Linked DNA regions of Homo sapiens: region 2 is linked to region 1. A link is a loop called in an ENCODE intact Hi-C map of the cell type or tissue named here. Cell type or tissue: dorsolateral prefrontal cortex. All regions are shown on one strand. Each heading gives the region's core, and the rest is flanking DNA. Links, peaks and the distances in the headings are about the cores only.

The links. A loop is a pair of places that touch in the nucleus more often than their neighbours do. Peaks named below come from ENCODE experiments on the same cell type or tissue, not always from the same donor. Only the 100,000 strongest peaks of a DNase experiment are listed, where the experiment ranks them.
Region 2: a loop joins it to region 1, with 5 times the contacts of the local background. A loop is called at or near these places in 29 of 110 quality-filtered maps.

The regions. Positions count from the first base shown.
Region 1 is chr4:85,742,759-85,752,467 of GRCh38, reverse strand. All of the region lies in intron 3 of ARHGAP24 (Rho GTPase activating protein 24), which reads right to left. Among named protein-coding and RNA genes, the nearest start is that of MIR4451, 25 kb to the right of the region's middle. In dorsolateral prefrontal cortex, for the core only: CTCF peaks have their summits at 4,200 and 4,399 (motif pointing right); a DNase peak (open chromatin) is centred at 4,357; H3K27ac peaks cover 2,812 bases.
Region 2 is chr4:85,366,293-85,376,001 of GRCh38, reverse strand. No RefSeq gene overlaps it. Among named protein-coding and RNA genes, the nearest start is that of ARHGAP24, 100 kb to the left of the region's middle. In dorsolateral prefrontal cortex, for the core only: a CTCF peak has its summit at 5,359 (motif pointing right); DNase peaks (open chromatin) are centred at 2,801 and 5,401; H3K27ac peaks cover 1,188 bases.

The DNA of each region.
Region 1 (9,709 bases), core at 2,353-7,352:
AATGTAACAAGAAAATAACCACAAAGGCATTCAGCAAAGATAACTCACACTGATGCAAGAATGTGTGCTTCATGGAGTTGTGGGGTTCTCTCTGGTGACATGTTCTGAGTGAAGATTTTGAAAAAGGGAAGGGATGCTTCCTGGTGGGCACAGAATGTTTTGCAAATGGCAGATGGTAACACTGAGACAAACTGTACTTATTCACTGGGCTCCCCAGTAACTGCACACACCGAATGGGCCTGAATTACAGTTTATCCAGATGCCAGACTTTGAGGACACTCCCCATACCACTCACCTGTAAGGCAGAGTGAGCACCTGTTAGATGACTGAAGTGGCTCAGTGCTTCTATCTTCAGGGCAGAAATGGTTCCAGATGCATGTTAATGCTTGTATGGCTATGTGGCGAGGAGTGGCACACTCTTCCTTGCCACATCTCCATAGTTTGAATATTCAGAGCACAGCAGCAAGGGAGGAAGGGAGAGGGAGGGAAGTTTGATTTATTCAAGCTAGAATTCAGTGCTTAATACTGTGCTAGGCAGTGCCATAGGCATTGTCTCATGTATTTTTTAAGGTAGTATCTGTATTCATTATTTGAATCAAACTGGAGAGGTTAAATGATTTACCTAATGTCATTCTAGAGCCCACTGGGAGTCCAGGTCCATATTTCTTCCTCTCCCCTTTTCAACTACCTAATTCCTATAATGGTGCTTTCATCCAAACTTGAGGGATTGGGAAGGCAGTTTCCTGGGAACAATCCTGAAGGGAAATGTGGATCTAGTTAACAGGAAACCATGCTTTTGTAGTGTTTACAATCCACACTGTTTTCTCATTTTATCCAGCAGAGCTTAGCATCCAAGACATTTACTTGTCTGTTTCAACAGCTGTTAGAAATTAAAAACAAACAAACAAACAAAATTGGGCTGAGAGCTTTGGAAAAACATTTGGCAATGTATCTTAGGTTAAACCATATAACATTGCCAATTTTTGACTGATTTTGGCCTATAAACCCCAGAATTTCTTATGGCCATCCTAATATATAAATTTAATACACACACTCATAATATTTGAGTCAGCTAGCATGTCAACATACATTTATAAGATATTGCAGGTTTTTTTCTAACAACAAAGACTGCATAATGCCTAAATACCTATTAAGAGCTGGATTAAAAAAATCTAAATATTCTGCACCCATGCAATGGAATACTATGCAGCTATTAAAAAGAATAAGTAAATTTATATTTGCTGATATAAAAAGATATCTAAAATCAATTAAATGAAAAACAAGATACATAACAAGAACAATATATTCTATAAATTGACAAGTGAATGCTTATATGTGAATCATATTGATTTATAAATAAACACATAAATAATGTGCACACACATATATGTCTATAAATCTGGGCAGAGAGATTGATGATTTGAAGGCTGTAACTCAGGAAAAACTTATTTTTATGTGTATTCTTTTGTGGCATTTAATTTTTTCTTTTATTCTTTGTGTAGTATTCTAAAAATTATTATGAAAGGCAAAGAAAACACTCTTTGATACCTGCAACAAAACTGTGTAGAAGAGAAGAGAGATCTCTGAGACTTCTGCCCCGCAGTGAAACAGGGAAGAGGAACATTTTTTAGTGGAAGAAACAATGACTAAAGATAGAAAGGAATGAATGGTGCCAGGCCTAGTGGCTCACATCTGTAATCCCCGCACTTTGGGAGGCTGAGGTGGGTGGATCACCTGATGGGTCAGGAATTCAAGACCAGCCTGGGCAACATGGTGAAATGCCGTCTCTACAAAAAATCCAAACATTAGCTGGGCGAGGTGGTGCGTACCTGTAATCCCAGCTACTCGGGAAGCTGAGGCAAGAGAATTGCTTGAGCCGGGGAGGCAGAGGTTGCAGTGAGCTGAGATTGTGCCATTGCACTCCAGCCTGGGTAACAGAGCAAGACTGTCTCAAAAAAAAAAAAAAAAAAAAAAAAAAAAAAGGAATGAAAAGAGTCATGTTAATCCCCTGGGCTCTAGAAAAAGGGTGAGATGGAGCCACTCTGGGATTAAGAAGTATCTGTCATGGGGCAAGATAACAAGTCATCTTGACCCTCCCAGTCTCCTGGGTTCCTAATGCTCCCTGCTGGAGCCCCTTGTCCTGGCTATAGAACCATAGCTGCTGAATAGATATTTAGAAATCTCTGATCTCACTATCCAAATAGACTCCCAAATCACTCCATATCACAACTCCCTGATTTATTTTACTTAAAGAAAAACATAGCACTTATCACTAACTGACACTTATACATTAACTGACGATTATTTATATATTTGCTTATTTTTAAATTTTCTCCTACCAAAAAACAAGTTCCAGAACAGCTGACATTTCATCATGTTTAATAGTGTCTCCCTGGAGTCTAGAACAGTGCCAGGCACAGTACGTGAGGGGCAGGTGGATGGATGTCTGTCTGCATGCAGTCATGGATGGATGCATGACTGAGAGAGGGTTGCTGCTGCTGCCGCTGCTGCTGCTGCTGCTGAGACCACAGAGAGGAAACTCTGAACTCACTGTTCTTTAAAACTAACACTACAACCTATGGTTAAAACTATATTTGTGGAGGCCAGGCACGGTGGCTCACGCCTGTAATCCCAGCACTTTGGGAGGCTGAGGTGGGTGAATCACCTGAGGTCAGGAGTTCAAGACCAGCCTGACCAACATGGGGAAATCCTGTCCCTACTAAAAATACAAAAAATTAGCCAGGCGTGGTGGCAGGTGCCTGTAATCCCAGCTACTCAGGGGGCTGAGGCAGGAGAATCACTTGAACCTGGGAGGTTGCAGTGGGCCAAGACTGCACCACTGCACTCCAGCCTGGGCAACAAGAGTGAAACTCCATCTCAAAAAACAAAACAAACAACAACAACAATAACAAAAAACTGTATCTGTGGGGGTTGTAGTTTTCAAACAATAAAGAGGCATGCCTAGTTTGACAATCCGACAAGATTGTCTGAGAATAGAGCAGTCCTGAAAAATCTTTGGTGGGTGGTTTCTATGACTCCTATATCAACTGGTAATAATTTTTCAGACATATAGAAGTCTAGCTTTTTAAAATTTTTGTTTGTTCGCAATGGAGTGAGACTCTTCTAAGGACATAACAATATGGAATAACATAGTTGGCACAGGAAATGTTTTCTGAATTCCAATCAACAACTAAGAAGCAACTATTTGAATGTAAAGCTTAGTAAACTGGAGACTGCTTGTAGAGCAAGAGTTGAAGGAATTCCTAGAATCTACCTTCGGCAAATGAGAAAAAGACAACATATTAGATTTGTGTGTCTTCTGCAAGTCCCTATCCTGATGCCATAGCTGATTAGTCACAATAGAGCACTTCATGCTCAATTTCATGTTGGGCTGGAGTCCTGTTCCCAGAAATTTGGGGTAAGAGCTAAGAAAAAGCCATCCGGTATGCCTGTATGACTAGAGGTGTAACATCTTTAGAGTTGTTGGTGACCGTATTCTGCCACGTTGAGGGAGAGACAGCCTGACAAGAAACAGGAATGATGCAGATGTGCCAGGATACATGAGGACAAGAGCCGGAGAGAAACACTGTGTCAGAGACTGTCAAGTAAAGTGTTCAGGCTGATCCTGAGGCTTTGTGGCAAGTTTTCTTTGAGTACCTGCCAAAGTTCCACAGTATAGAACAACACTGAGACTTGAACCCATTCTAATTTTGCTCTTATGCACAGGAAATACTGTCTTTCTGCATCATACTTGGGAGATAAAACATATTTCTTTCTCTTGGCATTTTTATTTTTATGTAAATCTTTTTTCAAAGTTTGCATATATTGCATCATATATCAGTTTCTTACTGTGTCTCTCATATATCCACAATTTAAAAATACTCCCATTTTATTTAAACGTCCAAATACTTGGCTGTTAATTTTGTCTGGATCATATATTCTTTCTAAGTTTAAGTTTTTGTTATCAGGAACAACTGAGTTTAATCTACAATTACTTTCTGTACTACAAATAAAAGATGTGACTATAAAGCAGTATCACTGCTTTCAATCTTGAACAAATTCACCAGATTTTGTATATTTAACTATCTTTCTGGCCTATCAGAATATTTTCTTAACCCCAGCATGGCATATGTATGAGAAAGGGAGTTACGGATTTCTACTGGACCTCAGAGTAAAAATCTTTTAAGAGCTATTAATACCATATGCTCGGAGAAACAAGGAGGATTGTGTAATTTGTTTGGAGTAGGTGGTCAACATGCATAGAGGTAGGGGATGGCCAGGTTGCTCACTGGTGTTAAAGACATCAAAGCCAAAAGCACTTGAAGTCTTTCCTCTAGGTTAGGGTTCTTTTAAAAACTTGCAAGACAAGTGCCTGCCTTACAGGGAACCTGTAGAGGGCAGTATTGCTGTGTATTTTGTATCTGTCAACTAAGAAACTACTTCCACACAGCCAAACAATCTAGGCATGAACAGATATAAGCTGCTAGGTTAAAAGTCTAATTGGTTTTAAAGGATACCTGGTTTGTCGCTCTTATTTTTAAAGTCACTCACAAAATTTTAAAACATTGTCCCCTCCAAATCTTCTTTACTTATTCACAGCACCATTTTTATAAAATGTTCTGTCCTGATGATTTAGGTTCTGTCCTTAATGATTTTAAAATATATTTTAAAAAATTACAAATTATTCTATTTCAGAATCTAAATGTAAAGAGCAGATATTCAATTTTCAGCTTTTGCTTGTTTGTTTGTTTGTTTGTTTTTGTTTTAGACAGAGTCTAGCTCTGTAGCCCAGGCTGGAGTGCAGTGGCACAATCTCGGCTCACTGCAAGCTCCGCTTCCCGGGTTCACGCCATTCTCCTGCCTCAGCCTCCCGAGTAGCTGGGACTACAGGCGCCCGCCACTACGCCCGGCTAATTTTTTGTATTTTTAGTAGAGACGGGGTTTCACCGCGTTAGCCAGGATGGTCTCGATCTCCTGACCTCGTGATCCGCCCACCTCGGCCTCCCAAAGTGCTGGGATTACAGGTGTGAGCCACCGCCCCCGGCCTCAATTTTCAGCTATTTTAATGCCATATTGTAGGCGGTTCAATTTTGTTTTTATTTGTGCTTAGTGCTTTTTTTTGCTAAATAAAATACAAAAGATATCTAACAAGATTACCTCCCAAAAAAGGATTTTTTTCAAAAGCTATACAAGATACTTTCTACTCTAAAGATATTTTAATATGATCACATTTTAAAACATAAGTGAAACGTAAACTGATGATAGGAGATTTAAAAAGCAAAAAATGAAAGAGCTTATTTTAAAAGTTAGCTTTGCTCATGTTGCTCCAGGCATTTCCTGAAAAGTAGGAGAAAATGTTTCTAGTGCTGTTTATAATGGTTTTAAAAGAAAGAAGCAGCTACTCTCATATGCATTTGTACTGACTGGCAGTGATGTCCCAGCCATGGTTTAGTTATATACAAATAAGATCCCTGAAGTCCTGTATTAATGGTTTCCCATTAAAACAGGCCAATCAGGCTGGGTGCGGTGGCTCACTCCTGAAATCCCAGCACTTTGGGAGGCTGAGGCGGGCAGATCACGAGGTCAGGAGATCGAGACCATCCTGCCCAACATAGTGAAACCCCGTCTCTACTAAAAATACAAAAAAAATTAGCCAGGCATGGTGGCAGGCACCTGTAATCCCAGCTACTTGGGAGGCTGAGGCAAGAAGAATCACTTGAACCTGGGAGGTGAAGGTTGTAGTGAGCCGAGATCGCACAACTGCACTCCAGCCTGGGTGACAGTGTGAGACTCCATCTAAAAAAAACAAAACACAACAAAACAAACAAGCCAATCAAACAACCTGAGTGCCTCTCCTGTTCAGGCGTGTGGTTAAAAGATACATGCAGGCACAAAATATAGCCCCTGCCTCCAAGGACATCACAATAGAGGTTAGGGTATGACATGAATGTTAAAAAAAAATGAAATCATACAAAGGAAATACAACAAACACAAGAACTAGTATAAGAAAAAATGCTTCTCTTGAAATTAAGTATTTTGGAGTTGGTTATTTTGAGGTTTGCTGGTAGAGGAGCTGGGCTTACAGGATGGATAAGTTTGTAGAAAAATAGAAAATGAAGAAGTCATGAAGAATCAGTCAGATACTCAAAAGAAGGAGGGCTGCATAGCACAATTTTAATATTTGCAACACTAAATGATTCTTAACAAGGAAGCAGATTCCCAGCCCTGCCTATCCATTCCTGGAAACTGGGCATCATATCGCTAAGGAGGAATTTAGCCCCAATTCCCTAGCTTGCCCTTTCTTTCCCACTTGGGAAAAGTACACAGTGAAAAAAGCAGGTATCTATATTACTGTGTTCACTACTTCCTCCTTCACGACTCCTAGGAAATCTATAGAATTATATGAGAACAAAACAAAACAAATAAAAACCTACCCCGACTTGACTTTAACTTACATCAAATTGCCTTTAACAGTAAATGTGTTCAATTGCTGGCATGCCTATTTTCTTAGTCCACTGGACTGTCAGGCTACAGGGGAAGGCACTGGGTTTTGGAATCATAGTACCTAGCATCATGCTGCAGAGCCAGGCTAGGCATTAGAATAATCTGCAGAACTTGGAAACTTATAGATTCTTGCCACGTAATAGAAATTTTCCCTCCAACAAACTTCTCCAGGACTTTATTTAGCATGAAGAACATTCTTCTATGTATTACACTTAGTTTGGTAATCTGTAGCCCATTAGATTATTATGAGATTATTCACAAGTTCAAGGACTATGTTTTATTCACTTTTTATGTCTTTCATACTGTGTAGTATGCAAGTAGGTACACAGGATGTACTTGTTGATTTTATTTTCTTATAGTTTTTTTTTTTTAAGAGATAAGGTGTCACTCTGTCACTCAGGGTGGAGTACAGTTGTGTAAGCACAGCTCATTGAAGCCTTGAACTCCTGGAGTGAAGGGATCCTCTTGCCTCAGACTCCTGAGTAACTGAGAACCACAGGTGCACAGCACCATGCCCAGCATATGTGTATATATATATTATATATATGTATATATACTACTATATATATTATATATGCACATGTATGTATACAATATAATACATATACTCTATAATACATATATATGTATATATGTATATATACATATACTACTATATATTATATATATACTACGGTATATATTAGTAGTTACTGGGGTCTCTCGCCATCTTGCCCAGGCTTGTCTCAAATTCCTGGTCTTAAGTGTTTCTCCTGCCACGGCCTCTTGAAGTACTGGGATTATAGGCATGAGTCACCATTCCCGGCCGCTGGTTAAATTTATAAGCTTCTCTCCTTTTCACGTTTTCCTGGGCACAAATTTACTCATATCTGACAATGACAACCACTTTAAGGATGAAAGCACCTTGCTTTAACCTCACACTCATATTTAAACATTGTTTGGAATTAATAGTGGAGAGCATTGAGACTGGATTAAAGAAGGCTTCTGAAAATGGAGGGCACATTTAGACTTGTCTAGCTGTTTAGTGGAGGCTGGCATATGATATTCTGTACCGCCTGGCTAATTCCCTCTAATGATTGGACTACCTTTAAGAATTCTCTGAAATAAGGACTTAACAAACAAATGGCATGCATGGGGAAAGATATATTTTTAAAAGACTAAATAACCATTTTAAAAAGCAGCAATACATAATGAAAAAATATCCCAAACCAATATGAAAGATGATTCAAGTCTCTTTTGTTACAAGTTGTTCTGGAGTCCTGTCAGTCAGGAATGTCACAGCTACAAGTAACTTCTTGGTTTGCCTCTAACGCGTGGAGGGTGGAGGATGGAGGGTTTAGGAGAGACCTCAGTCATCTGCTTCCCAGCTCAACCTCTCTTTATCTCTCTGTGTGTCTTTTCTCTCTCCTTAAACACTGGGGTAGCATTTAACAACCAATATGCTAAAGATCCATTCTCCTTGAATTTGTGCTCCAAGAGTACTAATTTTTTGCTCTCATTTAAGAAATTCTATTCATTTATTTTGTGACTTGGGCCTTATATCTTTCTCACACATATAGAGTGAGTATGTGACTGAGATTAAAAACAGAATCCTAAAAATTCATAGATTCAGGGATTATGGGATTCAAAATCAAGCAAATAACCATTCCAAGGAACATAAGCCAGACTCCTTGCCTCTCCAGGATTGAAGCTTAATCCAAATATGTTTGAATTGTGGTATTACAAGTAAAGTACTCAAGGGTCTTACAAAATGAAAAGCACTTTTCAAGTAGAACATGGCTTCTATGTTTTTCTATAAATATTTGGACAAAGCTGAATTCATATGTGATAATCAAAACAAACACACTGGAACCACTGGAAACAGATGCATCTACAAATGGATGAATTCCTTAAAAAGAATGGTTTTGTTTTTGTTTTTGTTTTTAATATGGAGGATGAAAATCACCTACCAAACAATAATTCCATAGCTCTTGGTGGCAACCATAGGCAAATCTTGGGATTTGAGAACTTGAAAAGATGCTAGGAATTAAATAATCAATTAGTTTTCAGTCTTGATACCATACTTCTGTGTTATATGCTACAACTTAGTAGTTGCTAATTAATGATAAAGTAGTGCCATTTGTAAGAGATTTGCTTATTTATAATTAAGGTTGTTTTAAGATTATTTTTACTTAAGTTTTGGCGTGTTTCCTTGAATGAGGGAGCCAGGATAACATAGAGTCGTTGCACTCTTGTGCTAACTTGCAGTCAGTCTTATTTGGCCTGTGTGTCTTATCACAAAAGAAAGAAAATAAAGATTTGAGAACTGTTACTTTGGTACAACAGTTCTGCTTCTCTTCTCTGTGGGTTTTGTTTCATTGGCTCTTTCTTTTCTGTTTTTGTTTTGTTTTGTTTTTGAGACAGGATCTCGCCCTGTCACGTAGGCTAGAGTACAGTGGTGCAATCATGGCTCACTGCTGACTCAGCCTTCTGGGCTCAAGTGATCCTCCTGCCTCACCCTCCCAAACAGCTGGGACTAACATGCCCAGCCTTTTTTTTTTTTTTTTTTTTTTTTTTTTTTTTTTTTTTTTTGAGATGGGATCCCGCCTTGGCGTCTTAAAGTGCTGGGATTACAGGAGTGAGTCACCACATCTGGCCCCTCATTGGCTCTTTCAAATGCTTGATTTGAAGTCCCTTTGTCTTTCTCTCAGTTTCACCTCCGAGGTCCCAGACCTCTTTTATTCCCCTAAATATCTTCTTAAAGGCAGTGATGTGCTCTAGCTCCCACTTAAGTACCATGATTTTTTTTTTAGCTGAATTATATGATAATTTGACAACACTGTCTTCTCTTTGCTTTCAATTTCTTTCTGGTGAATCTGAATTTCAGAAACACTCATCATTGCCTAGAGATTCAGATTCTCTCATTTTAACTGAGATCTGGAGTCCCTGATAATGCACTAATACTGAATAAAGGCAACATTTTTTCAGAACTTCCATCTCCAGGGCCCCTGTAAATCATAAAGTTTATAACATTTTACATAATTTAGGTGTCCTGTGTGAGATTTCAAAATATCTACATTTTAACAAGTTTAATCGATATTCTAAAGATTACAGAAATTATCTGTTGCTTATAACCTATGTGCAAAATGGCACTAAAATATAACAAAATTTAAGGCAATTGTTTTTGCCTCCTAAGAAACGTACAGGCTAGCTAGTGATATTTTAA
Region 2 (9,709 bases), core at 2,537-7,536, 380 kb after region 1:
CTAGAGGTTTCTCTTTACCATGCTTGTTGCTGTAAAAAGATTAAGTTTCCCATTCTATTGGTGTTAGACTTGAAAAAGTGACTTTCTTTAGTCAATGAAATAGAAGTGGAAGAGGAATATACTACACTGGAAGGCAAGGCTTAAGAAATATCTCTGGTTCTGCTGTCTTTTCATTTCCTTTCCATAAGAATAGCAACAACCCCCAGAAGAAGCTGCTCCATTAGTCCAAGTCCCAGAGTAAAGAGTTGAAGCTGACCCATAGAGCACAAAGTGAATAAGACACAAATCTTTATTGCATTTGCTACTGAGACTTTGGGGGTTATTTGGTATCACAATACAACCACCAGACAACATTGTCCACTATAGGCGGAACTAAGGGCCCACTTGAAGTTATTGTCATGAATAGACTAAGCCATGTTGGAATGACTGTGGATATTTTTTCCCCAACCACATTCATCTGCATGAAGGCAGACGTAGTATGAGTATAGAGTTTGGTTTAAACAGGGTTGTGAGTTATAAGAAAGTGATAAATAGGCAAGAGATTTGAGAGTTGAGATTTGAGATTTGAGAATTGAGAATTGAGATCTGAGAGTTGAGATTTGAAAAGTGACTGTGAAATTTAAGAGAAAAAGAAGAAACTGAGGGCACTGAGGAAAAGTCAAAAGATGTTGGAGAAACAGATTGAAGGTCTTGGTGACAACAGAAGGATTTTTGGAATTGAGATACCAGAGGGAGTGAACTGAAAAGACAGGAGGTTTTGGTCAGAGCATGGTATGTTGCTTTGATGGGACAGCGGCCAACACTGGCAATGACAAGGTCTAGAGCAGTGCTACCCAAAGTACAATTATGAAACAGAGCCAGTCTGTGAAGCTCAAAAGGGTCCATGATGAGATAACTGCAAAAATGGGTACTAAACAAGTACAAAACTTTATAACAATTTGACAGTGCCATGATACCCAACCATCTGATCAGTGAGCTGGCATTTCTTTAGATCTACATTTTTATTACTAGCTTATTTTTATTTCACTTTCCAAAAGTATCAATCTATGATGAATTAAAAATTACAAAGCAACAAAAACAATATAAAAAGAAGGTTTCATCTTCCCAGACAATTTGAGAAATTTGGTAAATGGCAGCAGTTATCAACTTTTTGGTTTCTGGACCCTTTTACAGTCTTAAAAATTATTGATTCCAAAAATATTTTTAATGTAGATTATATCTGTTGATACTGCATTAGAAATTAAAACTGAAAATGTTTAAAATATTTATTTATTAAAATAACAAATACATTAAATAGTAACATAATAATTTTAAGAAAGATAACAATGTCTTTCCAAACAAAAAAAAAATTAGTGAGAGGAGTGGTACTTTTTCATGTTTTTGCACATCTCTTTAACGTGTGGCTGAATAGAAGGCAACTGGATTATCCTACCTGCTTCTGTAGTCAATCTGTTGTGGCATTACATGTCATGTAACCTCTGGAAAACACTGTACACATGTGAGATGAGAAAAAGAAAAAAGGTAAGTAACATCTTGGTAGTAGTATAAAAATGGTTTTACACCATAAGCCCCCTGAAAGTATCTTGGAGACCTAGGATACATTGGATTACTTCTTGAGAACTGCTGATCTAGGGTACAGACAATAGAATGAGTGCCTAAGGAAGACTGTAGGACAAGAGTATTGGAGGAGAGAAATTCAAGAAACGGAGAGGCCAGAGTGGAAGTCACCAATACCTATGGCATGAATTGCACTAGGGAGAATGGTAGTATGCGAAGAGCTAGCAGTCTTCAGGACATGAAGGCGGGGTCAAAGATAAAGGGGTTCATCTTGTGTTTCAGGAGCAGTGAGTTGCAGAGTCTTCCTCTGGAAGTTTTAAAATTTGAAAAAATCATTAAGAAGAAGAGTTCAGCTTAATTAAAAAAATCAGAAAAACTGATTAACTCTTTACAGAACATTAAATATGATAATGCCAAAATAATTCTAATGATTGAAATGCTTTGAGTCTCTCCTTGGTGTGATTTCTGCTCATTTCTAGCTAATGGATAGTAATTAATTGTAATGACTTTATTACCAACAGATCTAGATGATGCTAGCTAGCCATGGTTTCCTTTTTTGGACATTATAAATCCCTTCCTATGGTACAACAGACCAATAAAATAGGCATTACAATCCTTCAAGAAGCAGCCAATAGTTTATAAAATCTAGACGGTGATTGACTTGTCTGGTTTTATTTTCTGCCAGCTATTAGCAGCAAAGGTCAAAAAAGAACTATAAGTCAACTGAAACTTCAAATGAATGTACATCTCTCTTTTTCAGACAAGTGAGACCTCATACTCCCAGGAATGTGCAGATCAGAAATCAAAGCAACATCTTTGGCTGAGCTACAGAGATAGAAAACTGGGATTTCAAGTAGACTTAAATGCCATATTTAGGAAGGGTTTCAAGTAAATCACATCTAAATCCCAGACTTCAATTAAAAGGTAATGAACCTTGTTCATTTCTGGCATTTCAAAAAAGATCTTAGGGCATAAGAAGGAAGTAGGGGAACAGGACAATAGAACAGAGGGCAGGGATGCCCTGGTTTCACTGATGAAAACATTATTTAGCAGAAAAGGAATGATTTGTCAAAGTAACATTCATATTCCCAGAGTAATTAATTTTCATTCCCACCACTGAGCATGAAGAATTAGAAAGTACATGAAGCAGAGAATTATAAATGTCCCTGGGTAAAAAATGAGAAGCACTTGACAGTACTGGTATTATTTAACACCCAGCGACCGCCAGAAGTGAGCAGGGCATCATCCACAACAATGCAGTCACATGCCAAAGCTGTGTCAGCTGCTGTGGTGAGCAGGAGCCCTTAAATTTCATCAGTAATGCTATCTGTCAATCTGGATTCAATAGCAGTTTAAATTCTGGTGACTGTTTAGGAACGCTCTGCTACACTATTTCACCACTACACTACTGCCATAAAGCAAACCTAGCGATCAAAAATGCTTGATTGATTATGGGCCCATTAAGGATATCTTCACTTTGATTCATGAAACATGCATTCTGTGCACTGGAGGAAGAAAAGCTCAAGTCACAATTTGCAAATTTACAAGTCAGTGTATTGCCTCCTTTTCCCCATCGCACCCCACTCCATTCAAACTGCAGTATTTTGAAGGAGTGTAAAAAAGTTATTTCTTTTATTAAAAGAGCTGTCGGAAGAGCAGATACATAAATGTGGGTGAATAAGTCACAGGATATTTACCCTTATTAAATTTTCATTCCTTACACTCATCTGTACCCCAGGTATGCCATGCAATGCTGGCTCTTCTTTCCCTAGAAAAGTCAAGAATAGTGGTATCAGGCATTTGTACTCCTTGTTTCTATGCAACAAGAAGACTCAGCAAATGTGTGTGAATGATAAAGCACAATGTAGAGAGCTTAGCACAAGAAAGATGAAATAACAGAGCACTAAGAATAAAGGAAATGATGTATTTAAGCATAATGATGCTAATATGCACCCTTTAATGAGAGAGAGAGAGAGAGAGAGAGAGAGAGAGAGAGAAAGAGAGAAAAGGTGTATGCTTAAGAATCCCTTCTAGAATTCCAGAGAAACACAGAGAATTCCAGATGTGTAATTTCTGTGTGATCATGTTCTGTGTGATAATGAAGTCCTCAAGTGGGAGGTGGGGAATCTTCCTTCATTCATGTTACATCTTTCTCCAGAACTAGCATGTCTCAGCCAAAATATAGCTGTATATGATACCCTAACACAATCCAGACAGGTATATCACTTTTCCTTTTTTATTTTATTTTTTGAATTTCAACTTTCATTTTAGGTTCAGGGGGCACATGTACAGGCTTGTTAATATGGTATATTGTGTGATACTGAGGTTGAGAGTACAATTGATCCCATCACCCAGGTACCAAGCATAGTACTCAGTAGTTACTCCTTCAACCCTCCCTCCCCACTCTATTAGTCCCCAGTGTCTATTGTTGCCATCTTTATGTCCATAAGTACGCAATGTTTAGCTCCTCATTTAGTTTTCTGCTTCTGCATTAGTTCATTTAGAATAATGGCTTCCAGCTACAGCCATGTTGCTGCAAGGGACATGATTTTATTCTTTTTATGGCTGTGTAGTATTCCATGGTGTATATGTACCACATTTTCTTTTTCCAATCCACTGTTGTTGGGCACCTAGGTTGATTCCATGTCTTTGTTATTGTGAAGAGTTCTGGTATGCCCCTTTTAAACAGTGCTTCAAAAGAAGCAAAATAAAAGCCTTTCATCCATTATACTTTTCTCTATCTGAAATACATTATTTTTGATGCATAGTTCTACTAGTATTTTCTAGTTGATCCTTTTTAATTCTTAAGATAAAATTTTGCAATTGGATTTCTAAAAAATCACTACAGAAAGGTAACACAAAGTTTTGGTAAGTGGCCCACTAGTGACAATAAGTTTACACTGAGCCCCATTCACATTACATTCTGCACTGCTTTGGTGGAGAAAACTATGAAAACATTTATATATACACATAGATTTTTCTATAATGTTTAATTCTCTTTAACATGTGTTTGGATTCAATGACTATTGTGCATGCTCAAGGTCAATTTGTATATTTTATTTATATCAAGTTCAAAATTATGTAGATCCCATTCAGACTCTGGATCATACTTAAATGATGGCATTTTGAATGGTGCTACTAGTTCATAAACTAGCTCGAGTTTAGATTAACTTTTTTTCAGGGTTGTATACAATATGTTAACAGAGACCAAAAAAGTGATGACAAGGGAAGTAATAGAGTGTTTGAAAAAATAAATACCAAAGACAATCACTTCAAGGAAATCCTTGCATTTAGGTAACTTATGGTGTGTTTAGACAAGTGACATATTTGGATTGTTTGATGGATTGTTTGATGTTACAGTTTAGCAAGGGGATAAAGCAGAAAGTAATTCAGCCATAGTCAGGCAGAATGCTTTTCTAGTCTACTAGAAAGCTCTCGACATGGCAGAAATGATGAGTTTCGTGGCTTTTTGAAATTTTTTCAAAGCATATTCATATATATTATCATATTTTATTCTCACCACCATACTATGAAGTCAGCACAACAGTTACTTTCACTACATGTGGTAGGAGAAATTGAGGCAAAGATTCGTCTAGAACCATATTAACTCTCTTGGTCCCTTGATGTGAGAGATTGGGATAAGGTCATTTTGTGACTCCTAGCAATGTGAGGACCAATGTGGTTAGTACCCTGGGGCAGAATTTCTCAACTCAGCACTGTTGACATTTTGGGCTGCATAATTCTTTGCTTTGTGGGGGCTGTCCTATGTACTGTAGGATGTTTAGCAGCATCTCTGTCCTGTACCCACTAGATGGCAGTAGCACCTCCCTCAGCTGTGACAACCATAAATGTCTCCACACATTGCCAAATGTCCCCTGGGGGACAAAACTGCCCCCAGTTCAGAACCACTGAACTGGAAACAACTTCAAAGAATTTACATGACTCCCCTGCTCTCGGTAGCCAAGGAAGCCGACTGGCTTGGAGACATTTACCACCTACAGTATATGAGGATCTGAGGAGATTGCCTTTAGGCATAACACAGAGTTTTTGAAGCACCATTCTTCCTTTCAGCCTTTTCCTCTCATCAGGCACAAGAAATTCAACATCACTTACTGTAAGATTGTTGACACCCGGTCATCATCCAATGTACCTTGTCTGTGAGAGAAATCATCTTGAATCTGAGAGTGCTGAGCCACTGGGCTAGCAGGCTGAGCACCAAAACTCAGGACTGACTGTCATGAACAGGAGCATCTAGCTGAGGTTGCAAAAAAGGACTGAAATAAAACCCTCACTCCAAAGTCAAGGTGTGAGACCTAGCACAGTGGTATGTCCCTCAAGGACTTTCCCGATACCTAAAGGTATAATTTAGGCCAGCAGTGCTACTGGGACATGGTCAAAGGACGAGGAAAGAGAGGAAGTGAGAAATGAGGATTCCAGGGGAATGTCAACACTACCACCATTTGGCATGGATGACACCATGGACCCAGTAGTCTCCTTGGGAAAGTCAACTTCAGGTACAGTCACCCTACATATGGGTCACCTGCTGGGCACTGGGAGTCCTGCAGCAAGAGGCTGTGTGATGAACTGACTGGAATAAAGTGGAGCCGAATGAAAGGATTTAGCATAGAGAGAATTATTAGGGGTGAAACCCCCGAACCAGAACTAATGGAAGAACTAACAAATCGTTAGCAGAGAAAAATGGGATAGAAACCTTATCATCACCGACAGTCAACTCAACATACACAGTCTTATAAGAAATTATCTTCTTCTGTCTCTTCCCTGCCCCCGAACTAAAGATTGCATATACAAGGGATAAGAGGGCCCCTCCACTCCAAGATACTAGAACCATAAGTCCACCTGTGGTCAAGCCAGAAAGCATTTTAAATTAAATATAAAATAACAATTTTAAATAAACAGGATTATATTTCAAAGCTAGGATAAGACTGTTTTAATAGTTAAATGTAACTGAAAATGGTAGTTAGACTAAGATGCCATTGGGGAGCCTGCCACCCAGAGGAAAAGGTTTTGGTAGAACACTGTTCTTAACCATTTTGGAGAAAATAAACCATCTCATGTTTATATCTCGTGAGCTCAGTGGCCAAAACCAACCAGTTACACTGAAAAACTAATTCTTAAACACAGATGCATTTATTTCTTCCTAAGAAATTGGTCTTTCTGTTCTCACTTTTATTCTCAAGGACAATTAGTCAAAATCACCTAAATAGGCAAAGCTTTTTATCTGTCATTGAAACGCTGTATGTTTCTTTCTTGTCAACAACAAGAAAATAGGAACTCCCATAAGGCACTTATTTCCTCTTCTTTAATGAGACAAGGCCTTAGCAACCACCTGACAAAGAAGCTCATTTTTTTAAGCAACTTCAGCTTCTCTCTAATTCCCTGTAGTTCTGCTGCAGAAAGTAACTCTAACAACCAGCATTGCAAATCTTAGAATTTTATTCACTCTGATCCTCCTTGCTAGTGCCATCATTGACAGGTGTTTGCCATACAGGGTGGAAGTTTCTCCTAATGTCAGGAAAATTCTTGACATCCTAAAAACTTAGATAGATAGAACATTTCTATTTCTTTTGCCCCTCTCCCTATTTTCTTATTTGTAAAGGGAAACAAAGGTATTTACTACTCTGAATGAAAACAAAAAGCAGACAGGAGCTTTCGAGTTCAATCAAAGGCTCTAGGGGTATAAACACAAGAATAGTGTCTTTCTCAGCCCCAGAATCACAATAGTCTGTAAATATCCCCCTTCTTAAACAGGGCTCCCAAATAGTTCTTTTTTGTTTGTTTGTTTCTTCACGCAGACATTGACCAAATCATTTAGTTATCTCCTTACTTATTCTTATCTGCATGACACATATTCTGTTCATTGCCCATGCAATGTTCCTTCCCTACTGCCTTAGAAAGACAATCCCAATTTTGTTTGGGGTGGCTAGAAACTCAGCTGAAAGATAGTATTTCCCAGTATCCCTTGTAGTCAAAGTGACCATGTGACCTGGTCCTGGCCAATGAGCTATAATCATGTTAGGTGGGAGTTCCAGGAAAGCCCTTTTAAGACAGGACAAATAGCTACTTTCTCCTTCCCGTTTCTTACAGCTCCAAAAGCAATTTAGACAATCAGCGACCTTGAGGGTTAGAAGCCAGTGTTAAAGGTGAAAAGGCAGACCCAGAGTAAAAGCCTGGGTTTCTGAAAACAGAATCATATCAGTTCACAACTGCTGACCCTTTATGCATGTATCCGTTAACTGTTATTAGGGAGTTTCTGTTATATACAACTGAACCTACTTATAACTTACACTGAAGGAGCCCAGGGAATTTCACCCCAAGATACCATGGTATGCTGATAATTTAAAATTAATGGCCTGTGAAGGTCAGCAGATGCTGGAAGAGGCTTATCTCTGATAGTCCCCTTATTTACCTTAAGAGTGGACCAGCCAAAGAGAACACAATAGCATTCTGTTCCCTCCCTGAAATCTCATTGTTTATCACAGAAAAGAACACTGAAGAATGCAACCACACCTCGATGGACTTTCTTACAAGATAATTCCTGACTCTCAGGATCATTCAGATTCCAAAGAGAATCATTTACAAGTTAAATTCTGTCTTCCAGGTCCCTTTATTCTCCTTAATAACCACTTATTACCCCTCTAAAGAATTACCAATGTTCCCCATCTCCCCTGTTCCCTGTGAAGGGTAAATAAGCATCTGTACCCCATTAAGTTGTTGGGTAATCACACTGCTATGAACCCTCACCCTCTGCACATTAAATAAATTTTGTATGCCTTTTTCTTCTATTAATCTGCCTTTTGTCAGGTCATTTTCAGCAAACATTCAAAGGATAAAAACGAAGCTTTCCCCCCTTTTCCTCTACAATACCAAGATAATAACAGGGAAGAAAAGGCATGGATAATCATAAATTATGGTGGAAACACACCTACAACTCTTGCCAAGCTGTCAAGGGCAAGAAAAATAAGATGAGACTGAGAAACTATCACACTTTGAGGAGACTAAGGAGACATGACCACTAACGTAAAGTGGCATCCTGCTTCGATCTTGGGACAGAAAATGATGTTAGTGGCAAAACTGATGAATCCAAATAAAGTCTATATTGTACCAACATTAATGTCTTCATTTTGACAAATGTACCATGGGTATGTCAAATGTTAACATTGGGAAATTTGGGTGAAGTGTTTATGAAACCTCTCTTTACTATCTTTGTAACTTTTCCATAAGTCTAAAGTTTCTCAAAAACAAAAATGTTTTAAAAAAGTATCAAATTATATTGAACTCTCAATTAAAAGAAGCAAGTTAACAGATTAATATGTCAAATGCAGTTAACAAAAGCTATCACAGTATTGGGAAGGTGGGCAAATGGGAAGCTAGTTCAAAGGTTAAAGCATAGGGTAGGAGGTCTACCTAGTCAGTCTCCACCTCTGTGGTCTTCCCTTCCCCTAGCCCAGTCACAAAATTTGTCTCTTCATCAGAACCAAGAGAGGTGGGTGCCAGCTTCCTGACTTCCAGCTTAAATATGTCTCCTTGAAATAACTAATATAGATGATGGGTTGATGGGTGCAGCAAACCACCATGGCACGTGTATACCTATGTAACAAACCTGCACATTCTGCACATATATCCCAGAACTTAAAGTATAATAAAAAAAAAATTTAAGTCTCCTTTCACTAAATTGTAAACCTTTTGAGGAAGGAACAATTTCTTATTCATTTTGGTGTCCTCATGTCCTAGCTCTTACTCTGACACATAATCATCACTTAATTGATGTTTAGTGAAAAAAATGGCTTGTTTTTTCTATTAGATGAAGGAAAGTAGTAAAAAGAAATCATAAATTCACAGGATTCTGACTTTGTTCCCTCCTCTATTTAGCCTAAATCCTCTGATTTTATCATTATCCCTCTATCTCTCTATACTTATTCTCTTTCCATTGTTATTGCCTTTGAAAAACCCCAGCTCTGGACAATTCTAAGGATTTAACTTCTCTACTCCATATCCATTTTCTTAAGCACCAGCAAGACCATAGTTCTGTGATAAGTGAAATATGAATCAAACTCCGCAGCAGTTGTCTTTTTCCAGTGGCAGAAAAACAGATATTTTATTAACTCATGGCATTCTAACTCTAGTCATTATT